Regions from separate parts of the Homo sapiens genome. Here region 1 is linked to region 2. Evidence: chromatin contacts called from ENCODE Hi-C or POLR2A ChIA-PET data. All regions are on one chromosome and are shown on one strand. Each heading gives the region's core, a stretch centred on a gene start or an enhancer-like site at or near the end of the contact. The rest is flanking DNA. Distances are from core to core; before and after follow the strand shown.

Evidence for each region. Hi-C counts contacts between places; a loop is a spot of excess contacts on that map. ChIA-PET counts read pairs that join two places held with the same protein, here RNA polymerase II (POLR2A). Pooled maps may share reads with other maps.
Region 1: a loop to region 2 is called in a pooled map, with 4 times the contacts of the local background. The contact joins the promoter of PYCR2 here to the promoter of NVL in region 2. A Hi-C loop is called at or near these places in 1 of 50 pooled maps. POLR2A ChIA-PET finds 5 or more read pairs at or near these places in 2 of 52 experiments (Caco-2 and GM10248).

Annotation. Positions count from the first base shown.
Region 1 is chr1:225,922,439-225,927,908 of GRCh38, reverse strand. It overlaps PYCR2 (pyrroline-5-carboxylate reductase 2), which reads left to right and starts at 3,659. Exons shown (of 7, transcript NM_013328.4): 1 at 3,659-3,865; 2 at 4,138-4,208. The coding sequence starts at 3,799. RefSeq lists silencers at 3,313-3,392, 3,533-3,622, 3,933-4,062 and an enhancer at 3,113-3,762.
Region 2 is chr1:224,327,861-224,333,492 of GRCh38, reverse strand. It overlaps NVL (nuclear VCP like), which reads left to right and starts at 3,321. Exons shown (of 23, transcript NM_002533.4): 1 at 3,321-3,422. The coding sequence starts at 3,366. RefSeq lists enhancers at 3,104-3,253, 3,274-3,323, 3,514-3,563, 3,614-3,753.

The DNA of each region.
Region 1 (5,470 bases), core at 2,410-4,909, 1.6 Mb before region 2:
TTTTTTTTGTTTTCTTACTTTGTTTTTATTTTTTGTTGTTTTCTTTTCTCTTTTGCTCTTTTTTATTTCCATCTTATATTTTTAAAAAATAAAATATAATAGATTTTGTATATATAAACTTTAAACTTTGGAGATGAAAAAATAATAGATCAAAACTACCACAAAAAAGAACAGTTTGTGGTCAGTGGCTCACTTGCTGCCCTAAGTCCAAACTGAGGGGAGCAAGTGCTTTTGCTACTCCGTGTCTTATGTGGCCAGTCCTGGCTGGGGATGAAGCCAACACTGGGGGTCACCAACATGGCCTCTTTTTTTTTTTTTTTTTTTTTTTTAGACAGAGTCTCACACTGTCACTCAGCCTGGAGTGCAGTGGCACAATCTTGGCTCACTGCAATCTCCACCTCCCAGGTTCAAGCAATTCCCCTGTCTCAGCCTCCTGAGTAGCTGAGATTATAGGTGCCCGCCACCACATCCGGCTAATTTTTTGTATTTTTAGTAGAGATGGGGTTTCACCATGTTGGCCAGGCTGGTCTCGAACTCCTGACCTCAGGTGGTCCATTCGCCTCAGCCTCCCAAAGTTCTGGGATTACAGGTGTGAGCCACCGCACCCGGCCATCCTTTCTTAGGCTTTTGCAGTTCTCCCATTTCACCCTGGCTCCCGGAAGCGGAAACGGGAGATATCAACGCAAGGCAACCAGGTAAGGGATGGGTGTATGTAAGGGGTCAGAAAGGAGTGAGACACAAGTGTCCCCCACACCTCACTCCAAAACACACATTCAGCTTCAGCACAACCTCCTGTATTGCAGGTCAGATCCAGAGCTCCCCACAACAGACCACAGCCAGGAAAAGCAAAGGGCCCTGCAGTGCCCTGGTGGACTATGGGGAGGGTGAGTATCCTGCAGAGGAGCAGGCAGCATTAGGAAGTTGTGAAGGAGGGTAAACCCCCAACTTCCTCACTACCTGACAAAGACTCCTCTACAACAAAAGGGAGGCCAAATGCAGGCAAACAGAAATGAGACAAAGAGAAGAGGGGAAGTGCTGGCAGCGCAGTGTTCTAGTTCCATTCCTGAGGTCCTGCTCTCTGTAGGTGCCCCTTCTGGTCTGTGAGCTCCCCTGTGCCTCTCCCAAGCGCTGTACAGAAGCCCCCCTTTTCCTTCAGCCAGTTTGGTTTCTGCTGGGTTTCTGGTTTCAGAGCTTTACGCTGGTAACCATTAGGCTATGCTGCAACATGGCAGCTATGGGAGCTCTTAAAGCCCCAAACCACTGGACCTTACAAATCTCACTTCTGGGAGTCATGTTAAGAAAATAATGAGTCAGGCAAAGATTTTATCACAATAATATGAACAAAAATTTAAAAAATTGAAGGCCAGGAGTGGTGGCTCATGTCTGTGATCCCAGCACTTTGGGAGGCTGAGGCGGGTGGATCACCTGAGGTCAGGAGTTGGAGACCAGCCTGGCCAACATGGTGAAACCCCATCTCTACTAAAAATACAAAAATTGGCCAGGCGTGGTGACACATGCCTGTAATCCCAGGTACTCGGAAGGCTGAGACAGGAGAATCGCTTGAACCCGGGAGATGGAGGTTGCAGTGAGCCGAGATCATGCCACTTCACTCCAGCCTGGGTAACAAAGACTCCGTCTCAAAAATAAATAAATAAATAAAAATAAGAAATAATAATAAATTGATGTTTTATGAGGACAGGAACTTGTCTGTTTTGTTCATAGCTATACTCCCAGAACCTGGCTCAGTAAGTTATCTATTATATAAATCAATAAACCTAACATTGACCTTTGAATGGTTAAATCAGTAAGGTACATACATATAATAAGTAGTCATTAAAACTGTCTTAAATAACTTTTCAGTGACATTGGAAAATGCTCATGTCTACTAGAGAAATTTCAAAACTACATGTACATCATTTATTTCCAATGATGGAGAAAGTAGATATGCATAGGACATGATAGTGTAAGGAAATACACCAAAAATGTTTGTAAGAAACTATCTTTGGGAAGTATGATGTGGATGATTTTATTTTTACTTTTATCTCCAAACTTTCTTCAATATGTCTGTATTACTTTTCGAATTTAAAAAATACAGAGGCCAGGTGCTGTGGCTCACGCCTGTAATCCCAGCACTTTGGGAGGCTGAGACAGGCAGATCACCTCAGGTCGGGAGTTCAAGATCAGCCTGACCAACATGGAGAAACCCTGTCTCTACTAAAAATACAAAAAATTAGCCGGGCGTGGTGGCGCATGCCTGTAATCCCAGCTACTCAGGAGGCTGAAGCAGGAGAATCGCTTGAACCCGGGAGGTGGAGGTTGCAGTGAGCCGAGATCGTGCCATTGCACTCCAGCCTGGGCAACAAGAGCGAAACTCTGTCTCAATAAATAAATAAATAAATAAATAAATAAAACATAGCATTATTTTGCTTAATAGTAAATATTATATTTGGTCCTCACTTTAAAGGGTGCACAAACTGAGGGCCTGGGGACTTGCTCAGGGAAGTTCACAGAAAGCAGCCCCTTGCCTGGGAGTGGGGGTGTGCATTACACGGAAAGGACTAGAAAAGCTAGCAGAGAGACCATGGGAACTAAGGGTCCTCAGCTCTTCTGAGTCCTCTAGGAACGCCACCTTCTTCCTCTCTACTTCTGTCATTTGTTCCCTGCGGCCCCTTATATTTACTACTGATAGAAAAGGAAACATCACATTGGTGGAGCTTTTAAAAGCAAGAGACAGGTCGGGCGCGGTGGCTCACGCTTATAATCCCAGCACTTTGGGAGGCCGAGGCGGGCGGATAACCTGATGTCAGGAGTTGAAGACCAGCCTGAACAACATGGTGAAACCCCGTCTCTACTAAAAATACAAAAATTATCCGGTCGTGGTAGCGGGCGCCTGTAATCCCAGCTACTGGGGAGGCTGAGGCAGGAGAATCGCTTGAACCCGGGAGGCGGAGATTGCAGTGAGCCGAGATCGTGCCACTGCACTCCATCCTGGGCAACAAGAGTGAAACTCCGTCTCAAAAAAAAAAAGGCAAGTGACAGCAAGGGGCTGGGGGGTGCGGGATCGCGGAAGAGTCGGAGACTCGAACTTGTCCTTCTTGTATCTAGTTTGGACAAATTCGCGAGAAACACTCAAGTTCAAGTGAATAAGCCGCGGCTGACCACCCTGGTGCCGCCTCGCCGCCACCTGGTCTGAACCTCGCCGCCACCTGGTCTGAACCTACGCCAGGAGGGCCTCGTTCATCCCCGCAAATCGGCAACCTGGAGAATTCCTGTGGGCCTTGAGGGGCATCTGATGGCCAGCGCCAGAAATAATATTAGCCAGGCCTGGGCCAGGCCTCAGCCCTGAGCCCGAGGTGGCTTAGGGACGGCGACCTCAGCCTTGGGGTGGGGGGGGGGGGTGGGGGCGGCCGGGCGTCCTGGGCCGGCGGGCGCCTGGAGCTCACGCCAAGCTGCCACAGGGGCTTCCGGGACTCCAGCCCGGAGTTCCGCCCTCCAGTCGCGAGCGGAGGAGGCGGGCACGCGGCCTGGCTCGGGCCGCGGATTGGCCTGCCCCGAGATCCTGGCCACTGATTGGTCGCCCGGACGGGGCGGGGCCACGTGGCCTAAGGCGCCATCAGCCGCCCGGGAGATATCCGCCGGGGGAGAATAGGGTTGCACCATCCCAGAAGCTGCTGTTAGCTCGCCGGTCCTCGGCACGCCGCCCGTTCGCCCCTGCGCTGTCCGCCCTTCCCCTAGCGTTACTTCCGGTCCCTCGCTGAGGGGGTTCGTGCGGCTCCCAGGAGGCGTGAACCGCGGACCATGAGCGTGGGCTTCATCGGGGCCGGCCAGCTGGCCTATGCTCTGGCGCGGGGCTTCACGGCCGCAGGCAAGCGCGTGGAGGCGGGAGGCGGCTTCGCGGGCGGTCCCGAGGCCCGAGGGGGCCTCCGTCCCACCAGCATGAGCGAATGAAAGGGGAGTTTGCGTCCGGTGGGGTAGATGAGACTCTGGTTGAGCAGCAAGTGCGTCTTCTGTCCTCGTAGAGGGTTGAGGGGGAGAGGGAGACTGGCACTGTTAGGACGGCTCTGGGTTTTAGAGCCAGGGAAAGCGTGGTAACGGGCTGGGCCGCGACCCCTAGTTGAAAAGCTCTGTCTTCTGCAGGCATCCTGTCGGCTCACAAGATAATAGCCAGCTCCCCAGAAATGAACCTGCCCACGGTGTCCGCGCTCAGGGTAGGTGGAGCCGGGCGGAGTGGGAAGCGGGTGGAGGCCCAGGAAAAGGATGACCTGAGATGAAGTGAGTCTGGCCGGCCCCTGCGCCCAAGTGCTGGTCTTTGGCCGGCGGTGACCTTTACTCCAGGAACGTGACAATCTTTCCACCTTCTCTTGGGCAGCTCAATGTGGTGGGAACACCCAGGGAGACATAACTGGGGGTCAGATCCAGACACTGGAGTGGTAGAGGATTAACTGAGGTGATTATGTGATGAAAGCACCTGGCACATAGTAGGTACCTAATAAATACTCATTTTTTAAATTTTTTTTCAGACAGGGTCTTACTCTGTCGCCCAAGCTGGAGTGCAGTGGCGCGATCTCAGCTCACTGTAACCTCCGCCTCCCACCTCAGCCTCCCACCTCAGCCTCCCGAGTAGCTGGAATTACAGGCATCCACCACGCGCAGCTAATTTTTGTATTTTTGGTAGAGAATACTGTTGGCCAGGCTGGTCTCGAACTCCTGGCCTCAAGTGATCTGCCCGCCTTGGCCTCCCAAAGTGCTGGGATTACAGGGGTGAGCCACTGCGCTCAGCCATTTTTCTTAATAGACGAGTTGTATGACCTTAAAGTACTCAGCCACTTTGAGGCTATTTCCTCATTTACAACAGTGGCCACTTTGCTGTTATTCTGAGTCGTGAATGAGCATATTGGGAAGAATCTGGTGAGTTAGTTGTTCTGTTCTCCAAAAACATATTCCAAGTCTTCACCCAAAACCTGTGCTCTGTGGGAGAGGATGGCTGATGAGGCAGGTGACAGGCAGTGTCTGTGCCTAGGGTGGGCTGATGTCCCTAGCACTGGAGGGTCCTGCTTCTCAGTTTGGAGTCATAGAGGGATGGATGGCTTCCAGCCTAGCCCTGGACCACATGGAGACTGTGCGGTCCCCACGAACAAGCGGCCAGGGTTAGGATAGGGCCTGACTCAGCTGTGCTTTTAACGACCAGGTATTAGCATTTCCCTTTGCCCTGCCACTTTCACCATAGGGCCTTCTTACCTGGCAGAGGAGTGCCTTAGATACCAGAAGATTGGCAGGGAAGAAGGGCAGCCACTTCCTGGTTACCATGGAGAAGCTTGTCATGCTCCAAGCCTGTGCTTACTTGTCCAGTAGCAACAATGGGAAACTGTATTATTTGGGGTAGGGGTAGAACCCTGAGGGCATAAAGCTAAGAATTCCAGGCTGCATCTGGCAGAATCGGTTTGGCAGGGGTTCAGCTGCTCCCTGGGAG
Region 2 (5,632 bases), core at 2,072-4,571:
CTTCAATTAAAAAAGGAAGTGCTTAAAGTGTATATGCACTTAGGTTACTGTTCAGTAATCTTTTTGGTTTTGATGCATGATATTGTAAATCCAAACATTGGAATCAATGTAAAATGGTCTTCAGGGCAATAATTGATGAAATAATTCCAACGAGAAATGTTCAAGCATATTATCATCTAGTATTAATTCACTTTCAATTATTGCCTTCTGCACCTGAAGCAGTAGTGAGATGAACAACACATTCCCTGCCTTTAAGAAGGAGGTGGCTGGGTGCAGTGGCTCATGCCTGTAATCCCAGCACTTTGAGAGGCCGAGACAGGCGAATCACGAGGTCAGGAGTTCAAGACGAGCCTGGCCAATATGGTGAAACCCTGTCTCTACTAAAAATACAAAAATTAGCTGGGCATGGTGGCATGCACCTGGAGTCCCAGCTACTTGGGAGGCTGAGGCAGAAGAATCGCTTGAACCCGGGAGGCGGAGGTTACAGTGAGCCAAGATCGTACCACTGCACTCTAGCCTGGCAATATAGTGAGACTCCACCTAAAAAAAAAAAGAAGAAAAAGAAGAAGAAGGCAGCATTCTAGAGTACTTCAAGTTTACATATGAATGGCTGGTTACATAATTTGTAAGACCCAGTGCAAAATGAAAATAAGGGACAGCTTATTCAGAAAGCATTTCAAGATGGCAACAGTACAGCATTAAACCACCTGTGGGGCCCTTCTGAGCACAGGGCCCTGTGTGACTGCAGAGGTCACATACCCATGAAGTCAACCCTAAGTGTAGGATAGTATTCTATGACAAATTATAGACTAATAAACTATATTGCCTAGTACATGTCATGATACTACTAGGCCTTTCAATGTGGTTGTTTATTTGTTCGTTTTTTTGAGATGGAGTTTTGCTCTTGTTGCCCAGGCTAGAGTGCAATGGCGCAATCTCAGCTCACTGCAACCTCTGCCTCCCAGGTTCAAGTGATTCTCCTGCCTCAGCCTCCCAAGTAGCTAGGATTACAGGCATGGGCCACCACACCCGGATAATTTTGTATTTTTAATAGAGACAGGGTTTCACCACATTGGTCAGGCTAGTCTTGAACTCCTGACCTCAGGTGATCCACCTGCCTCTGCCTCCCAAAGTGCTGGTAGTATAGGCATGAGCCACCATGCCTGGCCTCAGTGTGTTTTCATTCTATGTTGGACATTTGGCATGCACAGAATTACATTTCATTTTAAAAATTACTGAGCATTGACTACATTTGTACTATATGCTGTAGGGAATCTTTGCTAACATTTAATCAAGCACATAAATACCTAATCAAATTTTTTAAATGTTATAAAAAGTTAGTTATAATTCTTCCACTTTTCCCCACAAGCCTAAAGCGCAGAGCAGAGACTGAAACTGGTAGGCACTCAATAAACACTTGTTGAATGAATGCAAGAAGGCTGGAAAGTCCAATATCAAGGAGTTGTTATTTGGTGAGGGCCTTCTTGCTGTGTCATCCCATGGCAAAAGGCAGAATGGCAACAAAAGAGCCAAATTTTATTCAGCCTTAAAAGTGAAGGAAAGGCCAGGTGCGGTGGCTTATACCTGTAATCCCAGCACTTTGGGAGGCCAAGGCAGGTGGATCACCTCAGGTCAGGAGTTGGAGATCAGCCTGGCCAACATGGCAAAACGCCATTTCTACTAAAAATACAAAAAATTAGCCGGGTGTGGTGGTACACACCTGTAGTCCCAACTACTTGGGAGGCTGAGGTGGTAGAATCTCTTGAACCCAGGAGGCGAAGGTTGCAGTGAGCTGAGATTGCGCCACTGCACTCCAGCCTGGGCAACAGAGCAAGACTCTGTATCAAAAAAAAAAAAAAAAAAAAAAGAAAAGAAAGAAGGAAATTCTAACACATGCTATATGAGGGCATTAAGCTAAGAAACAAGCCAGTCACAAAAGTCAAATACTGGAAGATTCCACTTATATGAGGAAGTTAGTGTAGTCAAAATCATAAAGACAGTAAGTAGAATGGTAGTTGCCAGGGGCTGGGGGGAGGGAGGAATGGGGAGTTATTTTTTAATTAGTATAGAGTTTTAGTTGTACAAGATGAAAAGAGTTCTGGAACTAGATGGCAGTGATGGTTGCATATTATGAATGTATTATCACTAAACTGCACACTTTAAAATGTTTAAGATGGTGAATGTTCTTATATTTTACAACTAAAAAAATAAAAAATAAAACTACACATAGTGAAGAAGTAGGAAATGAAGTTGCAACCAAACGGATCAATATTTTGAGTGGGAAATCTAATACTTAATTCAGTGCTAATTTTTATATTTTTAGTAGAGACAAGGTTTCACCATGTTGGCCAGGCTGGTCGTGAACTCCTGACCTCAAGTGATCTGCCCGCCTCGGCCTCCCAAAGTGCTGGGATTACAGGTGTGAGCCACCGTGCCCGGCCTCACGCCCTTCTCTTAATTCCATTTTCTCTCCCCTCTGCCCCTTAATACACTGCACTTAACCTTGTCATAAGCCAAGGAGGACCTGAAATAAGAATACTCAAAACACGGTTGAAATAAACAAGAAGACAGAAACTAAAGCCAGCATTTTTTTTTTAATGCTTGGTAACTGTCCCTTTGTGTCTCCCTAAGTGCAGGATAAACTTCTTGGGGCAAATACAAACGTTTGATAAAATTCTGGGCCAAGGAGTCCTGCACTGGATATATTCAACAAATTACCTGCCGATGATAACAGCGTAAGTCAAACGAGTTCTAAAAGTAACAAATGACTTAGTTATCTGGATAAATCCGTCCTTCCTTTTCTTTTTCACCTAGCCCTTTTGTCGGGCCTCTAAAATGTAAGATAACTACGTGGGAAAGCAAGCAGCGGCTGGTGGTGTGTTTTTACCCTGATTTTATCACTCCAAGTATCTACCGTGGCTGGTTTTGCGAAGACTAGCTTTGTATCAGAATGAGGTGTGGCTGGAACGCCTGAGGAAAGCAAACCAAGTTTTCCAGAGGACGCCGTTGACAGCGTCTCCGCACACCGCGCCGGGGTAGGAACTTCCTCCCACCTGGTTCGCCCGGCGGGGAACCAATAAAGTTGAGCGCGTTCAAAGGGGTCCTAATCTTCCAGGGTCCACTGGGCAGGCCTGCAAAATAAGGCCCCTAGAAACTCCCTGAGGTTTTCAAGTCTTCTCCCTCTCCTCGGAATTTTTTCCCCTTCATTCGCATTACTTTTATTCTGACGGAAACGGCGCGGGCTAGGCCCCAGGAGGGGCGCATTTCAGGTGCAACTGGCCCGGCGATCGCGGCGGGCAACCCCTACGAGGCCCCCGGTTGACTAGGAGCTGGCGGTCCGAGCTGTGGCTTGGAAGACCGACGCGATGAAGCCCAGACCTGCAGGGTTCGTGGATAATAAACTCAAGCAGCGAGTCATCCAGGTGTGTATTCTGCACCGCTTGGCCTCGCCAAGGGCCCCGATCGCTGCCCCAGGGTGCCACTCCCCTTTTGTCGGGTGGCATCCAGGTGGAACTCAACTAGTCTTCTTTCCCCAGTCTGGGTCTGGGCGTGCGTCTGTTTCTCCTTAGTTGGTGCTGCCGGGGCCTTCCCTACCCACGTTGGTGCGGAGTCTCAGGGAGAAGCCGGGGATGGTGGGAGGGTGCAGCTTGGTAGGGCTGCCCAAGTTGTCTGGTCGTCTTCAGCGCAGATCATTCAGTAGAGTGGAGGTAGCCTTTGAATTTTAACCTCTTTGGCTTGTGAAGTTAGCACAGGAATGGTCTTCAAACGCTCGCATTGTAAGAGGTCCTTGAGAAGGGGTGGCATAAATAATATGTTAATTTCCGTTCTCAAGGAACTTACACACTAAAACGAGATAACATGGGTCTGGCAACAGTAACAGGCACTTTGCCTACGGTTTTCTCATTTTCATGACCATCAGTAAAAAGCAGTGTGTGGCAAATACCTCAGAATGTAAGCAAGCAGTCTGAGTTAAAAGGTGGGAGAGAATTTTCTTCACTTAGGAATTTGTGAGCTACACATTCTCCTTGTTTTTCTTTCACTTCACCAGCCCCTAAACAATCTCCTTTTCGGACCCATCTTTTCCTACCAACTTGTAAATGTTGGAAGTGCTCTGTGCCACTGTTCTCTTACCTCCCCTTCCTCCTCTTTCCTCATACACCTTTCTTATCTATCCATACTTCCTATGTGATCTCATTTAGTGTAATAACCTTTGAGTAGTATCTACATACTCTATTATCTATGTATTTATTTCATTTTATTTTTATTTTTCTGAGACATAGTCTCGCTCTGTTGCCCAGGCTAGAGTGCAGTGGCTGTTTATGGGCACAATCATAACTCACTGCACCCTCGGCCTCCCTGACTCAAGTGATCCTCCCTCCTCAGCCTCCCCAGTAGCTGGGACTACAGGTGTGCACCACCACACCTGGCTAATTTATTATTATTATTATTATTTGTAGAGACGGGGTTCCACTATGTTACTCTGGCTGGTCTCTAACTCCTGGGCTCAAGCGATCGGGCCTCAGCCTCCCAAAGTGCTGGGATTACCGGTGCAAGCTGCTGCACTGGCCTCTGTATATTTATGACTGCTAACTTTATATCTCCAGTCCAGATTTTATCTTGAAGTACAGATTGATATATCCAGCTGCCTAGTCAGCATATCTCCAAATTAAAATGGCCAAGTGGAATTTGTGATTTTTTTCTTCCTTCAAATCTGCCCTTTCTTAGTGTTCTGTATCTCAGTAAATGATACTACCGTTCGTCCTGTTGTTAAGGCCAAAAACCTTAAGGATCATTCTGAGTCTTTCATTTCCTGTATACCATCTGTCAACAGCCTGGTTGGCTTTACTTTCAAAATATATTCCAAGTACTTCTTACTGTCTTTCCCTGTAACCATCTTAGTCCAAACCATCATCTCTACCTTATACTATTACAATAGCCTCCTAACTGATCTCTCTGATTCTGCTTTTACCTAAAGCCTATTCCCCACAGAGCAGCCAGAGACATCTAATTTTTTTTTTTTTTTCTGCTCACTGCAACCTCTGCCTCCTGGGTTCAAGTGATTCTCCTGCCTCAGCCTCCCGAGTACGTGGGATTACAAGTGCATGCCATCACGCCTGGCTACTTTTTGTATTTTTAGTAGGGATGGGATTTCACCATGTTGGCCAGGCTAGTCTCGAACTCCTGACCTCAGGTGATCTGCCCGCCTCAGCCTCCCAAAGTGCTGGGATTACAGGCGTGGCCAAGACATCCTTTTAAAGGGAAAAATCGGGCTAGGGGAGGGATAGCATTAGGAAAAATACCTAATGTAGATGACGGGTTGATGGGTGCAGGAAACCACCATGGCACCTGTATACCTATGTAACAAACCCGCATGTTCTGCACATGTATCCCAGAACTTAAAGTATAACTAAAAAAAAGGGGGGGGAAATCAGAGCTTGCCATAGCCCTGCTCAAAACCTTTCAGTGGAGTCACAGACATCTAGAGTAAAACCCAGTCTGAAAAGCCCTGCATATTCTGGCCTCTGTTGTCCTAGTTTACTTTTCCTCTCCTGTCCCAGCCACACAGACCTTCTCAAACATGCCAAGCACAGGACCTTTGTTCTCGTTGTTCAGTCACTCTGAATTACTCTTC